2 separate regions of the Mus musculus genome follow, and region 1 is linked to region 2. Evidence: chromatin loops called from intact Hi-C (ENCODE). Cell type or tissue: left cerebral cortex. All regions are shown on one strand. Links, peaks and the distances in the headings refer to the core of each region. The heading gives the core; the rest is flanking DNA. Region 1 has its middle 5.6 kb from the start of Mir3474. Region 2 has its middle 43 kb from the start of Gm38630.

Region 1 (8,509 bases), core at 438-8,437, 220 kb before region 2:
AAGACCCTGGCAGTTGACCCATGAGTTCTAAGGTGTTTCCTATTGCCTGTGCTAGGCTGGGCCAAGGACTGATGGGATGGCAGAAAGAACATGGACCAATCTCCATAGGAGAGATGTATTCATAGCACCATCCAGGGCAAGAGATGGTGCTGACCACTGGCCATCCATCTTAGCCTTTCTTCTTCAGTTTAAATGAGATAGCCTTGGAGGACAGGCAGGTGGTGAAGGGCCCGGAGTGGGTGAACCTGGTGCTTCACACAATGCAACGAGCAGTAGGCTGGATAGCTCAGGTTTTTAGGCAGTGGTCAACACAGGAGGAGATTGGGAGCTGAGGGCCAAGGGGCTGAGCTGCGAGCTCTCTAGTTTTGTCTCCTGTGAAGTATGTCAGACCTTTTACCTTTGGCCTCCAATTGGCCCTTAGGGAATCCTACCCATTCCCAGAGCTAGCCAGGAGTTTGCTACCTGCAGTTTTCCTAGGCCTTCAACACAAGTATTCACCATGTACTGTGGGCCTTAGACTCTAGCTGGTCCTTTGTAAGCAGTGACGTTTCTCTCAAGATCAGGAGTTATGTAGGACAGAGGGTGCCTTGGCCTTCAGAGCTGTGAAAGAAAAAACATCTTGCTCTGTCCCCAACCTGCTCTTTGGAATTGGTCACAGAAGCCAGGAGGCCAGGTGGGAAGCTGGTAAGCCATACAAGAGGATGTAACTTGTCCCCAGCCCAGGAGACATCATCAAAGATTCACCAAGAACTGGTGTGATGAGACCGGCCCTGCGTGACTATTTTACCTAGCGTGATGTCACAGATGTCACGGCATCCTGAGCGGCAGTTGTGTGTATTGTCTCCTGTCTCTCTCCCTTGTCCCTACACACACACACACACACACCCTTGTTTTAGGAATGGTCTGACAGTCATTGGCTACCCTAGTCCTCACTGTGTAAACCCGGTTGTCCCAAAGCTTGTGGTAGCCCTCCTGCCTCTGCCTCCAGGATGCTGGGATTGTAGACGTGAGCCAGCACACCGGGCTGTTCCATGCTTGCTTTATCTGTGGTACTGGACATGCAGGTCACCTCTCTCTCAGCTGTTGGGAACATTAGTGTCTGCAGGCCTCCTTTGGCATGGGTACTGGATGGGGTGCAAGCTGGACTTGAATTATCTAAGGAACCTGTTTACAGAGCAGCAACCATCTTTCCGTCACATCAGAAGGCCCCGGGTTCTGGCTCCTTATCTTCACCAGTTCTTACTTTTGTGTTTGCCTGCTGGTTGATGGAGTTGACGTCTTTTCCAGCGCCTGTTGGCTATGTGTGTCTAGGAAGTTTAATTTCCCAGGGTTCTGTTTCACTTGTACTGTGGGCTCTGCCAGTGCTTGGTGGCTACTCTGCAATGACAGCCTGCATCCTCAGCCGCCTACATCCCACATCCAGCCCGCACCCAGCCCATCCTGAAGCGTCACACCCGTGTAAGGATGTAAAGCCTCCACCCTGGCCTGCTTGGTGTTAGCATGTTCACTGCTGTGTCTGGTCTATTAATACTTTGTCACTCGTCTTCTAGAAGATTCGAGAGAAGTGGATCTGGCAGTTTAAAATCCTCATTAACAAGAGAGCAGGGTTACTAGGGTGTTCCCCAGAATGTTCAGGAAGACGAGGAAGGGACCTTCTTCCCCTCTGGCTACTGTCTGGCTTACTGAACCTTTTAGAATTGTTTGTGTTTCTTTTTGTTTCCCACTGCTAGGAATGAACCAAGGGCCTCCGTGCCTGCTAGGCCCCACCACTGAGCTACACTCTCAAGCCCTTGGGGGTGTGGAGATAGAGGTCTGAGAGCTGTTTCTCAACCTGGTTTAGCAAGAGGACTGAGTCCGGTTGCCTGAGTCTTAACAGCCTAGGATGTTTTGTTGAACATCTGGCCAATCTGGGGTTTTCTTTCTTTTTCAACCATCCCACCTTGCTATCACCCGGCACTTGGTGGGGCTTGAGGTTGGTGGACATTCTGTAACCCAGACAAGCTTCAAAAAACTTCAGGGGACTTGTTTTAATCCTGGAGCCCCTCACTGTGGGAATACACTGGTGAGCCAGCAAGCCCTGGTCCTCTAGTGCCACCTGGTGGCTTTCTGAGGAGCCACAATGCCCTGGATGCAAATGCATAGGCTCTCTGAATTCAGGGCTGCTTTTCAGAAAGGACCAAATTTATTTGTAAGCACACGGTATACTCTGAAACCAAGAGACCCCAGGGACTCTTGAGAGCTCCTGCCACTTTCACCACCCACCTGGCTCCCTTTTTTCTGTGTCAGGGTCTTGATACATAGACTGCCTTCAAACCCTAGATCCTCCCACCCTGGCTTTCCTGTATCAGGCTTGGTAGCTGCACTTCCATACACAATTTGGATAAGGACCACATTGGAGAGCGCTCCCCTAGGAGGATGGGGTGAGGAGGCTGAGAGCACAGGTGTAGTCTGGGACATGGCGTGTTGAGGCGCTGTAGCGGAAGAGTCTTCAAGGAGACTTTCAAGCAGGTGTGGCTGGAGCCTATTGTCCTAGCAGTTGGGCTATATAAGATGCTGGGGCTGGGCAGGGAGGGAGAGATGCAGGCAGAAGTTTGGATGGTCAGGTTGCTGCTTTCCTTGTGCCATGTGGGTGCCCCTTTCCCTCTGTACTTCTGTGGGATTCTTGCACGTGGCCTCCAGAAAGCAGAGCCTACTGACTGGCAAGGAAGAGATGTTCCCCTTCTCCTGCAAGCTTGAAAAAGCAGTGCTCCTGAGAGCATCTTGAAGCTGGTTCCAAGGGCCTGGTGTGATGAAGACTTACGTGGCAGTAGCTGGCTGGCAACCCAGCTTCCCCTAAGCTTCAAATGAGCTCTTGCATGGAGAGGCCCCATCCTGTTTTCAGTCTGCTTGAAATGGTGTGTGAAAGAAGGGAGTCACATAAGCCACCTGGGTTTCTGTGCAAACCATGTCCTCCTTCTTGTTGGTCTGTTTTTTAAGTGCTTTGGGGTAGAAGATGTAGCTCAGTGGGATGCTTGCCTCCCATGCACGGAATCCTGGGTTTAGTCACCAGTGCAGCATCAACATGGGCGGTTTCATAATCCCTGCTCTTGAGGAGGAGGGGGAGGCAAGAGAGGCATAGAGATACCCGGCGATACATAGTGACTTTGAGGCCAGCCCGAGACCCCATCTTCATCAAAAGAAAACACCCACTTAAATTGTTTTTAGAAACAAAGGTATACATTGCTGCTTTGGCAGAGCTCACATTTTCTCTTGAGAAGCTGGACTGGAGTCTCACATGCCTACATTTCTAGCTCTTGACTGGATGAGACAGGAGGATCACAAATACCAGGCCATTCTGGGCTACTTATTAGCAAGGCCCTGTCTTAAAGAAACAACTAAAATAAGTATTTAAAAATAGAACATTCTGGGAACTCATATCTCATTTTACCTTAGCTTTGGTCTTTGAGAAAGTCTGACCCCACCCCACCCCCACCCCCACCTCTCCCACCCAGTGCTCAGATCATAGGTGTATGCCACCATACCCGGTTTATGTCTTGTTTTAAAGGTATACTTTATGTGCATATACCTTCGTGCACCACATACGAGCAGGAGCCAGCAGAGACTAGAAGAGGAGGCCTGATCCCCCAGAACTGGAGTGATGGTGAGCCCCATGCATGTGGTGGGAGCCAGTCTTTGGTTTTCTGCAAGAGCAGCCAGCACTTGCTCCAGGCCCTTAGGTCTCATTTTAAGTGAATATATTCTGGCTAGGAGTGGTGGCACATGCATATAATCACAGTACTCAGAGGGCCGAGACACTGGGCTACAGAGCAACTTCCTGCCTTAAAAAACAAAGCAAGAGAATCCATGTTTTAGGGATCAAGTATGGTCATCTCAGGAATGTAGCCCTTGGCCCAGATGTGTAAGACCTGGAGTTCTATTCCCAGCTTCACAACAAAGGAACCTGCACGTATTCTGTGTGCTTGAACTGGAAGTCATGTGTTGTGACAAACTAACCCAAATAAGGGCACAATCCATAAATCAGAAGTTGGCACGCAGAAGCCAGGCAGCCCAATTACATAACTGGCGGCTTACACAGAAGGGCTCATTTTAAATGACTTAAAGTAGATCACTTTATTTTTAAGTGACTTTCACAGTTGTTGAGGAAAAAAATAGTTGAGTGTGTATCTTTAGTGGGATGTGTTCTAAAACAGAAAGAAGTGGTAAAGGAATCTTTTCATAATTATGTTAATAATAGCACAATATGGTTATTCTGAGGATCAATATACGTCTATATTCAAATAAATATTCTAATCTTAGGAGCCAAACATTTTAGTGTGACAAGATGTAAAAATATAAAACAAAGAAAATTCGGTTACTCAAAATTAGAATTGCAGATACCAATACGAACACATGATGTATCTTCTCTTTCAGAAATACTCGTCTGGGGCTGGGAAGATGGCTCAGTAGATAAAGGCACTATCTGGGAAGTCGAGCAACCTGAGCTCAAGCCCTCCAATCCACATGAGGTGGGGTGGGAGCTCCACACACCAGCCGTGATGAACACGCTTATGCACATACACAATGATGATCACATTTGAAGACAAAAGCTAGTTTCCAGCTGGATAATGTGGCACACACTTGAAATTCCAGCGCTTGGAAGGTCCAAACTGGAGGATCAGGAGTTTGAGGTCACCCTAGGCTGCATAACTAGTCTGAGGCCAGCCTGGGATGCAGATTCCTAAGGCTTACAGTGTTGCTGTTTTCAGTTCGTGGTCTGGAGTAAAGGCATACATTGCAGCGTGGTGGTTGGTGTAGGGAGGCAGAGGCATCACCAGATGCCCAGGGAAAGAAGGTGGGAGAGGGGTAGCTGTGGCTTCTCATCACCTTCAAGGACACACTCCCAATGACCTTTGTCCTCGCAGAAGGCCCCACCTCTTAAAAGTTTGACCACCTCCCAGTAACATGAAGCTGGGGATGACAGATTTTGCGTATCCTTTGGGGACATCCAAGATCCACATTGAAGAAGCACCCCACTAATACACACCCCAAAGCCTTGTGAGTCTTCATCCATGTTGGGCCAGGTTTGACTCAGTTGTTCTTGCACCTGTTTAGAATGTGCTCATGTGTTTGGTACATGTATGTACATGTGTTTGCCTGTGTATTTGCATGCATGTTGAGTCTAGAGGTTGACACTTATCTCCCAAGCTAGAATCACTGATCTTTGAGCTGACCAGCTTGGCTAGTCCAGTTAGCGGCTTGCTCTGGGAATCCCTGTCTTGTCCTTGACCGCTGGAATTGCAGGTGGGTCACCACACTTGCCCAGCCTTTTTATGTGGGCTCTGGGGATCCATACTCTGGTCCTCGAGCTTGCTTGACAAGCACTGTGTACAATGAGCCATTTCCTCAGTTTAATTTTGATTGATTGTTAACTTGATGGGATTTATAATCGCCATGGTAACAAGCCTCTGGGTGTGTCTGTGAGGGATTATCTAGATTAGGTGAGATGGGAAGCACCTAGGAACCGTGTAAAAATTGTTCTTGTGTGATTCAAATGCTGATTTATCTGCCCTTAGATCTTGTTTCAATCCAGATACAGCACTGTAATGCTTAGGTCAAGAACCTCCTCTCACCCGGCATGGTGGCGCACGCCTTTAATCCCAGCACTTGGGAGGCAGAGGCAGGCGGATTTCTGAGTTCAAGGCCAGCCCGGTCTACAGAGTGAGTTCCAGGACAGCCAGGGCTACACAGGGAAACCCTGTCTCGGAAAACCAAAAATAAAATAAAATAAAATAAAATAAAAATAAAAAGAACCTCCTCTCTGAAATTTGTGGAAACAATTCTTACCATTTATTCTCTGCCTTGTCAATAAATGCTGGTCATCCAATGGTTGGGGGGGGGGAGAGGCAGAGAGAGAGACAGACAGAGAGACAGAGAGACAGAGAGAGAGAGCCAGACAGAGAGATTGATTGATTCAGATCTCCAAGAGGAGAGGGTCTGAGAAGACACCATAAGAAAAACAACATCTGAAAAAAGCCAAAAAAAAAAAAAAAAAAAAAACCCAAAAAGCCAGATCAATAATCACATAGAAGTATCATGGACTGGGACTGGGAAGTAGACAGATTAGCCAAAAGGATTCATATAGCCATTTAGCTACCCAGCTATTGGGGCTCAGCTTGAAATACATCTTGGTTCCTCTGTATGGTTATTGGGGGCTAGCAAAGGTAAAGAAATATAGTGCTGGATTAATTTACTGCCTACACTTATATTAAAAATAACTCATCTTACAAAGCCCATCTGAAATGTGGGAGGCACCAGTCCACGGGGGAGGGGGTCTTGGCAAGCAAACCTTCCTCACTCTGCTTCCTGTCTGTGGTCACAATGTGACCAGCCGTCTCAGGCTCCTACCATGATGGACTGTTACCCCTGGAACCGTAAGCCAAACGCAGGCTTCCTTAAGTTGCTTTAGTTGGGTATTTATTTTGTCCTAGGAATGAGAGGTCTATTGCAGCACACGGGGCCCTGTATTCCACAGCCCGCACTGGCATGACAAAGAATCCAGGTGCCTGAGCTCCTTCGATGGACTAAGGGATCGGGCTTTTTTCTTTCCTTTATTCCATCTGCTGTTGCTGTGTGCTATTTTATTGCCTGTGTATAGCATCACTTACTTATCCAGATGGCATTTGCCTTGGTGTGGGATTGTGGTGGGGCTCCAACGTCTTCTCAGAGGACTAGCCAGTCGGACCAACAGTCTTTATTGAGCGATCTGTCTTCTCTGCACTGTTTAAACTCTGCTCGCATTGTGTATAAAGGATTTGTGTTCTTGGGTCCATTTTCAGACTCACTTGTCTGTTCCATTCATCTCTTTAATTCTGAATCACCAAGAGTAACAAACACATTCATCAGAGTCACTCTCTATCCATGGTGGCATGAGCCTGTATGCCCAGGAGTGGAAGCTGAGGCAGGAGGATCAGGAACTCAAGACCAGCCACAGCTACACTGAGAAACCCTATCTTAAACAAACAAAATATTTTCCCCAGATCATTCGGTGGCTCTCGATTTCTAATTCTTCTTCCTTCCCATCCCCCTTTCCCTATTCCCGTCTCTCTAGCCTCAATGTTGTTTTTAGTTTTCTCCCATGATTACTTGTGTGCATGCTTGTGTGTGTGTGTGTGTGTGTGTGTGTGTGTGCATGCACACACACATGTACACCTGTGTATACAGATGCATATGTGTATATGTGCATGTGGAGACCAGAGATTGATATTAGATGTCTTCCTTGATTACTCTCTGCCTTATATATGTGTGTTTGTGTGTATGTGTGTATATGTGTGTGTGTGTGTGTGTGTGTGTATGTATGTGTGTGTGAGTGTGTGTATTTATGTCCTTAGTGTGCAGGTGTGTATACACTTGCACTAGCCTGTAAAGGCAGGTGTGGAGGACAGAGGGTAACCTTGTGATTATCTTCCTCAATTGATTTCTTCCTTGTTTTTGTGACAGAGACTCTTGGTGAACCTGGAGCTGGCAGATTGTCTAGACTAGCTGGCCACTAGGCTCCAGGGACCTACTCACCTGTCCTCCCAGGGCTGGGATCACAGGCATGTGCTGCCATGCCTGACTACTTGTGGGGGCTGAGGAGCCCAACTCAGGACTGTATGCCTGTGCAGCAAGCCCTTTCCTGACAGAGCCGTTTTCCTGGCCCTTATTTAATTTTTACTATTGGTTTTCTCTCTGTGATGTGTTTGGAATTAATTTGTCAGGTTCCAAAATAATCCTGCTGGTATACTTATTTGCATCCTATTATTGATTCAGAGAGAGACAGTATCTTTCCTTTATTGGGTCCTCTGTCCCTTAGCAAGATGTGCCCATTCTTTGCAGCCAGGCCTTCATCTCACATAACAGATTTTAGTGGGATTATTTGCAAGGTCCCCACCCAGTTTTCCTGAAGCCTCTCACTTGTGTAAGCACTTGAATTGTATCCCATCATGCTTCACTTCATTCTACCTCTGGCTGTCATTTGAATAAATGTTTCCAATTTTACTCTATTATAAATAGTGCTGAAAAAAAATGCCCCTGCACAAATTGCATTTGGGTGTGTGGCTGGGAATGTTGTTACTACGAATGGAATTGCTAGACCAAAAAGTTTGAATAGTGAAGTCAGGTGTGGTGGTTCATACCTGTATTTCAGCACTCTATAGGCTGATGCAGGGTGGATCACAGGTTTGAGGCTAGCCTGGGCTACATAGTGAGACCCTGATTCAAAGAAAGGAAGGAAGGAAGCAAGGAAGCAAGCCAGCCAGGGGTGGCAGATAGTTGTCAGTCTCAACACTTGGGAGGCTGAGGCAGGAGGATTACAAACTCATGGCCAGCTTGGGAAACTGAGTTTAAGACCAGTCTGGACTATCTATAGAAACCTATCTCCTTGCCCTCCAAAACCAACCAACCAACCAACCAACCAAACAAACAAACAAACAAAAACCAAAACCCAAACAAGCAAACAAAACCCACAAACAACAAATCAACCATAGACAAG
Region 2 (8,509 bases), core at 280-8,279:
GGTGTGTGGCAGGGTGCTCCCCACAGAGTGACTTGGTGGTTGGGGGAGGGTGTGCAAGGGCAGTATAGAGGATGACAAGGAGGTGTGCTGTGAGGTTCACTTTAACACTGCATACAGTAAAAGACTTGGAAACAGCTGAGTGGGAAAAGTGAGAGACAGATGTGACAGACAGAGAGCACAGGCCCATCAAGGGCGGTGCTGAGACTGTAGAAGAAGGGACGAAGCAAGGAATGCTAAGATCCTAAACAAATGTGTGGAAGGGGGAGCCTCGTGGGGCCCGCAGAGATGGTTTCCTGGGTAAGCGCCATGCTAAGATCCCAGCACTCACATAAATAGCTAGGCAGAGCTGCACACAGGCCTGTAACCCCAATGCTGTGCTGGGTGGAGACAGAAAGATAGTTAAGGTTTATGGCATCTGGAGCTACCTTCTCCGGTCCATGTACAGACAGCTGTACATGTGCACACACATGCACTTGCCCACAAACAAAGGTATACACAACCCCCCTGCCCCTGCTCATCTGGAAGGTGACTAGCATGTGGGACACACATTCCTTCTGACCTGTGGGCTAGGAGACCATGGGATTGGCTTCAGTGGTCTGTTTGCTCCTGAATCACTGTTCAGTTTGGCAGGAGTTGTGTCTACTGTGGATGGAAGAGCTGGCAGCGTTTACAGGCACAGCACAGTGTTACAGTACTCAGATACCTCTTTTCTTGTCTGCACCAGCAGGGTGGAGTTAGTTTCCACCTGTAGTCTGAAAGCCAGCAACAGCGGCAGGAGTAGGAGTGAACTCCCCGGAAAAGCCTTTGTCCTGTTCACAGATAAACAGACCACTGGCACTAATGGGAGCTTGTGGGGTTTCTATGGACCCAGTTTCTCTCTCTATGTTTCCAAACAGGAGGCAATAAAATAGATGGTAGCTTCAAGATGGAACTGATGCTTAAACCCACATGGACACCCAGCCCTTTATTTGCTGGCCCCAAGCCCTAACTTTCAATAAAGGATGAGTTACATATAAGAAACACTCATTTGGTTGGGTGTTTTGACAGCGCACTGCCACTGGCCATAAGAATCAGGCACCTAAAACGTTCCCTGGTGATCTTGGTAGTCACCGCCATCCTGACACGGTGCCCTGGCTCCCGTGCTGTGGTTCTGCTTTTGGTCCTGTGGATTAGATTTTCCCAGAATTTCATCATAGAGTATTGTGTGTCCCGTGCCTGGGTTGGTTATCTTCAAGGTTAGTTTTACAAGACTGAGAATCGTGTGGCATGCCTTACTATATCTGTGTGAGCATTTCCAGAAGGCTTTTCCTGAGGAAGAAAGGCCCACCCTAAATGACGGTGGGAGCATCCATCCCGTGGACTCGAGTTCCAGACTGCATAAGAAGGAGAAAGAGGCTACACACAAATGTTCATCTCTCTACTTCCTGACAGGATGCAGCTTGCTTCCACTGGCATGCCTTTACCCCATGGGCTGTGAGTCAAGTCTCCTAAGCTGCTTTTGTTCAGTATTTTATCCCAGCAAGGAGAATAGCAGTGCTCAGAAGTCCTAGGTTTAAGTCCCAGCCGGACAGTTACTTTGTAAACCTTGGCTCCACACTGTTTCTCTCTGGGTCAGGTTTCTGTCTGTCAAGCAAGGATGGCAGTATTAACTTCCCCTCCATCCGTTTACACCTGTGCTTCATGGAGTTTCAAAAGCCCTGGCCCATAGTTTGCTCAGTAGGCAAGACTCCCTACTACCTCTAAGTCCAACTGTGTCCTAGAAGGCTACCTCGGTTCCTTCCTCTATTACCTAAGCCAGACTACCTGGTGCCAGGATCTTTGGGTCCCCAGGTCTCCTTCAAGGAGGACTTTAAAAAAAAAAAAAATGGAGATAAGACATCCAGGAAAGGATCAAAGTGCAATGATGGACCGGTCAGATGGGTAGAAGCTAGAGATAACTGGGGCTGAGCAGAGGGAGGGATATGTCTGGGAGGGGTTCCCAAGGGCCGTAGTGAGGCCCCCTGGTCCCTGCGATGATGACACCAGATCTTTTGTGGGGAACACTTCCAAGTGGGGCTGCTGGTCACCCTGGGCAAGTGATAGCTTCGGGACATGCTCACACAGACACACAGGAACAAGCCTTAAACTGTAACTGTTCAGACACATGGATACTTTGCATACTAAGTGCTTGTGTATGGGATATAACTGTGTGCTGTTACACACACACACACACACACACACACACACACACACACACACACCGCACTCATCCCGGCAGTCAGATAAAATGTTCCTGTGCAGTAGGCCTGAGGAATACAACCCCTGCTTCCGTGGCTGTCACATGCTGGATCAGGCAGCAGCCCACCCTTACCAGGGATGTGGAGGTTCTGATCCTAGCCCAGCCTCCATCCATCCATCTGCTAGCTCAACTTCTGATGCTGCAGAGCGGTACTGTGCTGCCCTCTGCTGGCCAATAGGAGTCACTACTCGTCCCTTTCCTGGCAGTCTAGCAGATACGGAGGGACAGGGGCAGCTAAGGAACTATTTCCTCTTTATTGCATTCATGCTTGTCACCCTTCCCTTGCTTGTAAGTACTCAGATTTAGAAATAGGAGCGTTGTCAGTATGTGGGCCTGAGTTCACCCCCAGAACCTGTGTGTGTGTGTGTGTGTGTGTGTGTGTGTATGCTAGGTGTGGTGGTACGTATACCAGGGCACACTGGCCATCCAGTCTATACTATTTACTCAGCTCCAGGCTCATGAGAGACACACTCTAAGGAGGTAGACAGCATTCTGAGGATAAACACTTGAGCTTGCCCTCTGACCTTCATGCGTGCCCGTCCAACACATGCACATGTGCCCATACATGTGAGAACCTGGGGCCCAGTAAGCCAAACCATGTCATTTGAGGCGTCTTCCAGCTCCCTTTCTACAGCAACCCCCTCACAGCCACCCACTGTTGCATCCGGTCCAGGGCTATTCTTCTCAGTCACCTTTTCCTCCACAGGCACAGAGGGACCAATTCTGAGCTCCAGGCGGGAGTATCAGGGCTTGGAGGGAACGGGGCACACATTTTAGGAACTGCCCTGGTGCCTGGGCATGCTGTGTTTTGCAGAACAGCTGCAGACTCCCCAATGGCCTTCCCATGAAGAGGCAGAGTTGGTCTGCCACCCCTCTCTGGGTCTTGCAGGCTTGTAACTGTTTTGATTCATGGAGGGATGTCAAGTGATGCTGTCATGTGACAGAAGGTCATTGCTGGGACGCCAAGGCACCCCTGTGCCAGGCCAGTAGTATAATACTAGAATGTTGTCAAGAGCAGCCTCAGAAGACCTCAGTGCCAATCATGCTTTCCTGCCCAGGAGCTAGAATGTCACTGTGGAAGTGGGTCCCACCCAGTCCTTTGAAACCCAGCCCGATAGGCCCTCAGCAGGCAGGAGCACACCCATCCTATTGCCACTGCCTAATTCCTGACCATCTATGACGATGACAAAATGTTTTGTGCCTACCAAGTTTTGGGATGCACTGTAGGGCAACAATCGAGAGGGGCATCAAGCTGGTGTAGGACACTGGGCCTGGAACCAGAGGCCTGGAACCTGGAGAACTTTGCTGTTCTGGGGGTGGCGTGATCCCTGGCTAACCATCCCAGAGCTGAGGTGTAGCCTCCTGGGTCATTCCTAGTCTCATTCTGGGGATATCAGTCTGCATAAGCCAAGCATACGCTGATGTGAAAGCACCGTTTTGTGCATAAGCCATGACCTCTGAAGGCTCTTCCAGGTCAAAGCGACACGCTGGCATCTGGGGTTGCAGAAAATGTCCACAGACAACTCAGGACAGATGCAGCTCTGGTTAAGGCTTTCTGCGTTGATGTGTAGGCCTGCGCAGCAGCGTTCCCTATACCAGGCCCTCTAGAGTAGCTCAACCTCTGAGTCTGACCTGTCTGCAGCATGGATGCCCTGGGCATGCACTTCACCCAGAGGCCAGCAGGGGTCGCTGGCACTCCGTGTTTGTGTGTCTGGAGCTGCATAGGCTAGAAGCCAGACTTGGTTTACCGCCCTAGAGTTAAGGCCTGCTCAGATCTGAATACCTCCTCTCTCTCTCGAGGAGTCCTAGCACATGACACTGCCACGAGCCAGGCCCTTATCAACCGGGCCTTTAATCTTCAGCAGCTCCTAGAGGAATGCATTCGTCATCTTACTGTGATAACCACAGCAGAAATCTAAGCCCACCAGCAAGCATTTGCATTTACTGCCTGGGCAGGCCTACCAAAGAGCAAAGGGTAGCAGGTGGAATGAAGGTACCCCGGTGGGGTGTCCAGACCACTCCAGGTCTGGCCAGTGTCTCTGTCCATCAAAGATACCCTTCCTGTAGTCTTGAGGGGCAGAGAATTTGGGGAGTGGCCCCAGCAACAGGCTGGGCACGTGCCCAGGAGTCTTGCTTAAAGTTGTGATTGGAGGTGGGAGAAGTGGTTCAGTGGTTAAGAGCATGTCCTGCTTGCTCGTCCTGAGGACCCAAGTTCAATTCCCAGTGCCCACATTCATAACTGTATGTATAGCTCTAGGGCAGAGCCTCTGTGGCACCTGCACTCATGTGCACGTATTGCACAGGATTAAAAATAATTAAAAACATTTTATTGATTGCGAATCTCACATCATCACTCACCCCAGTCCCACTCATCTCCCCATCCCTTCCTACCTGCCCTCTGCCCTTGCAACCTCCCCCATAGAAGAGAAAAGAAAAAACAAATCGTGGAGTCTATAGTATGTTCCTTGTCCACACATCCTTACTTGAAATTGTTTATTGCAATGAGTCATTGCAGAAGCGTTGGTCTGGTTCAAGCACCCTGGCTTCTGCTACACTGTCAATACTGGCTCCTCACGGGGACTCCTCTCAAGTGGTGGGGCCAGCTCTCCTGCGCTCACATCCTCAGGGCTGACTTACCTGCAGTGCTGTCCACGGTTGGCTCTACTGTGCTGCTCAGGTAAGGTGCAGGTCTGCTCTCCCAAGCACTGGAGCCACTGAGGGGCAGGGACAGCTCTCTCACTCTCATGAGCCCAGAGCCAGGTCTCCTGGCTGCTTCATGTGGCAAAGGGTGAGAGCGTAAGGGCACCTCTCCCTTGCCCATGCCAGCACACGACAGATGAATGGCAAGGCCAGCTCTCCTGCACTCATGCCCTTGGGATGGCTCACCTGAAACCCTCCCCCAACCTGGCCCAGCTCTACTGTGCTTCCTGAGTGAGGGCTGGGCCTTATTCTCCCTAGTGCTGCACCTGGTAAGGGGAGGTGCCAGCTCTCCTTGTCTCATGCCTTCGGGGCCAGCCCTTCAGCAATGCCCAGATAAGAGGTAGGACCAGCTCTGCACAGCCCTCAAATATCAACATGGGTACAGACGAGGGATGTCCTCCAAGCCTTTGGTGGTAACATACCCTCTTTGCTACAGGGGTGTAGACCCAGACACGGTCCTTGGTGCCAGCATAAGTGTCTTCATCATGGTTTATATTCCTGCACAAACATCATGACCAAGAAGCAAGTTGGAGAGGAAATGGTTTATTCAGCTTATACTTCCACATTGCTGTTCATCACCAAAGGAAGTCAGGACTGGAACTCACACAGGGCAGGAACTTGGAGGCAGGAGCTGATGCAGAGGCCATGGAGGGGTGCTGCTTACTGGCTTGCTTCCCCCGGTTTGCTCAGCTTGCTTTCTTATAGAACCCAGGACTACCAGCCCAGGGATTGAACCACCCACAATGGGTCCTCCCACCCTTGATCACTAGTTGAGAAAATGCCTTATAGCTGCATTTTCTCAAGGGAGACTCCTTTCTCTGTGATAACTCCAGCTTGGGTCAAGTTGACACCCAACACCAGCCAGTACAACAGGCCAGGACCCCACCGTGGTCCCAGGTGGCATCACCAGCTACGTACATCAGGCTGTTCCTCACTACCCTCCAGTCTCCAGTTCTGCCTCTCTTCACTGTGCCCACGTCCTTCTGTTTCTCTTTCTCTCTATCTCTCCACCACTTACTTGCTTCTCTAAGTGGCACCTGGGGTCTCTAAGTGGCACCTGGGGTCTCTGAGTGTCTGGGGTCATCTCAGAAGTGCTATGCCCCATGTACTGGTCTGGTCTCAATTTTTAAAATTCTTTTTTAAAAAAGCTGTTATCAGTGCTATAGTCTGATCCAAGGTGTCCCTGTGTGGACACCACAGCCACAGCTTAGGGGTGGCTTTTGCTCCAGTTGTCAAGATGCCTTGTCCTGTTTTTAAAACTGACTTTTAAAGCAGTTCATGGAATGAAGTGGCCAAACGAAAGAGCTTTCACTGTGCCTGATGGTGGTACATGCTAAACAAGGAGTAGCAGAGGTCCCAGCTGTCTCCCCAGCCCATCTACAGGTAGAGGTACAGCCAGGGCCACTCCCTCCTCCCTTGGGAAGAGTCCTGACCTCAAGCCGAGGAGAGTGAGATGTGGAGGATAGCCAGGAATGTCACAGGAATGATGCTCAGAGCCATCAGAGGGGCCCCAGCCTTTGTGCCTTTGGCTGTGGGGAACAGATTTTTGACCAGGAATAGTGTCTCCCAAACCCCTGGGCTGGTGGTCCTGGGTGCTCTACAAAAGCAGGCTGAGCAAGCACCGGGAAGTAGTACAGTAAGGGGCACCTCCATGGTCTCTGCATCAGCTGCTCCCTCCAGGTGCCTGTCCAGACTTCCCTCAGCGGTGGACAGTGATGCGGAACTGTAAGCTAAGACGAACCCCTTCCTCGACAAGTTGCTTTTCGTCGTTTGTTCTCCACAGCAACAGAAATCCTATCTGAGACCGAAGTGTGACATGAGTTCAGGTCCCATCACCTATACAGAAATCTGGGCATGGTATAATCCCAGCACCAAGGACACAGAGCTCCCTGGAACTCATTGGCGAGACAGCCCAGCTCAGTTGACAAGTCCCAGGTCCTAAGAGGAGACTTAGTCTCAAAGATCAAGGTGGGCGGCTCCCGTGGAATGACAGACAGGTTTGATTCCTGGCTACCCCACTGGAATGCATACGTGTCGAGGCATCTACATACACGTGTGTCTTCCTGGGTCCACACACAGCCCTCCCTCAGTTACGGAGGACGTCAGTGGGCTTCTGTGGGTGCCGTTCATCTCTCGCACTATTTACTGTTTTAGGAATTAAGACAGAAAGGTTAATGATCCTCATTTATAATTTATTTAGAAGAGCTATAATAAATGCATGTGAACACAAATAACATTTTTATGAGTCACCTATATTTTTCAACACACAAAATGCCCGGGGGAGGAAGTGTGCCTTCACCCTGTTGCAGGAAACAGCTGGGCTTCCATTTTCTGCAGCCAAAGTTTGGCATTATCACCTGCTCCTGGAACAGTGCGCTGAGAGTTCAAATGTTTTGTTGTCAGAGGGAAAGAGGGAGAGACAGAGATAGACAGACAGACAGAGAGAGACAGAGAGACAAAGACAAAGAGAAACAGAGACAGGGGGCGGGTTTTGTGGACTTCCTGGAAAGGTCTGTGGACTCCTAGCGTCCCACTGTGCAGTCTTCAGGAGCTTCCACCGTATGTACAAGCTGGGTAGATTCTTTTATTTAATATTTTTTTCAGTACCTTTTGTTTCTCTTTGGCTCATCGCCATGTAGCACTGGCTGGCCTGGAACTCACAGAGAGCTGCCTCTCCCTCCCGAGTCCAGGGTGTGTGCTACCATGCCTGATTTTTACTAGATTTTTCTTTATTTCACAGATGGTGCTGACGTGCAATGTGCCGCACAGGGAGGTCTAAGGACCACTTGTGGGAGTCAGTTCTCAATTTTCACCACGAGGTTCCTGGGGATTGAACTCAGGTCAATAGACTCGGAAGAAGTGACCTTTACCAAAAGTCGCTTTATGGATGGATGGATTTTTACATTGTCCAGGTTTACAAGTGAGGGACTTAAGTAGTAGTTGAGGTAACTTGTCCAAGGTCACGAAGCTGGACATCTGAGGCAAAATGGGAAGAGTCACCGAGAAAGGCCTCGATTTGGAATGCACAGCCCAGCACAGAGCCTTGGAGAGAGGTCTCCCGGAGAGCCTGAAGCCTACAGTGCTGTGGAATCTGGGTCTGCAGTGAGGGGCGGGGGGACTTAGGAGGGACCCAGGGATCAGTTAGTCACCAAGTGGTCCCTGTGACAGGGTTGGAGATGGCAGCTGGCGGCGGAGGCAGCCTCTGGCTGGAAAATCAATAGGTGATCAGCGGTCCAGGGGCACACTGTTCATCAGGTGTGGAGGGGAGGCAGGGCAGGGCAGGGGGGGCCTGGGAGGAAATATCACTGACCCTCAGTAGGATTGATCAAACAGCCAGACACCCAAGGCCAAACTCACTAATAAAGTGAGACATTCAGCTCAGCGCGGCGGCTGCAGGCTGAAGGTCTTAAAAAAACCGCTTAGCTGGGGAGTTCCTTGCTAAACTGTCTTTGTTTCTGGAGGCAACTGGGAGGGAGGGGGTGTGGGGGGAGGGCTGGCTCGGCCACTGTTTTCCTGGCCTCCCTCTCGATG

Evidence for each region. Peaks named below come from ENCODE experiments on the same cell type or tissue, not always from the same donor. Only the 100,000 strongest peaks of a DNase experiment are listed, where the experiment ranks them.
Region 1: it touches region 2 in a loop (5-fold over the local background); 13 of 42 quality-filtered maps call a loop at or near these places.

What each region holds. Positions count from the first base shown.
Region 1 is chr2:158,639,967-158,648,475 of GRCm38, forward strand. No RefSeq gene overlaps it. Among named protein-coding and RNA genes, the nearest start is that of Mir3474, 5.6 kb to the left of the region's middle. In left cerebral cortex, for the core only: a CTCF peak has its summit at 2,095 (motif pointing left); DNase peaks (open chromatin) are centred at 1,409, 2,105, 2,820, 2,980 and 2 more places; H3K27ac peaks cover 3,907 bases.
Region 2 is chr2:158,861,589-158,870,097 of GRCm38, forward strand. No RefSeq gene overlaps it. Among named protein-coding and RNA genes, the nearest start is that of Gm38630, 43 kb to the right of the region's middle. In left cerebral cortex, for the core only: CTCF peaks have their summits at 2,439 (motif pointing left) and 3,945 (motif pointing right); DNase peaks (open chromatin) are centred at 2,418 and 3,959.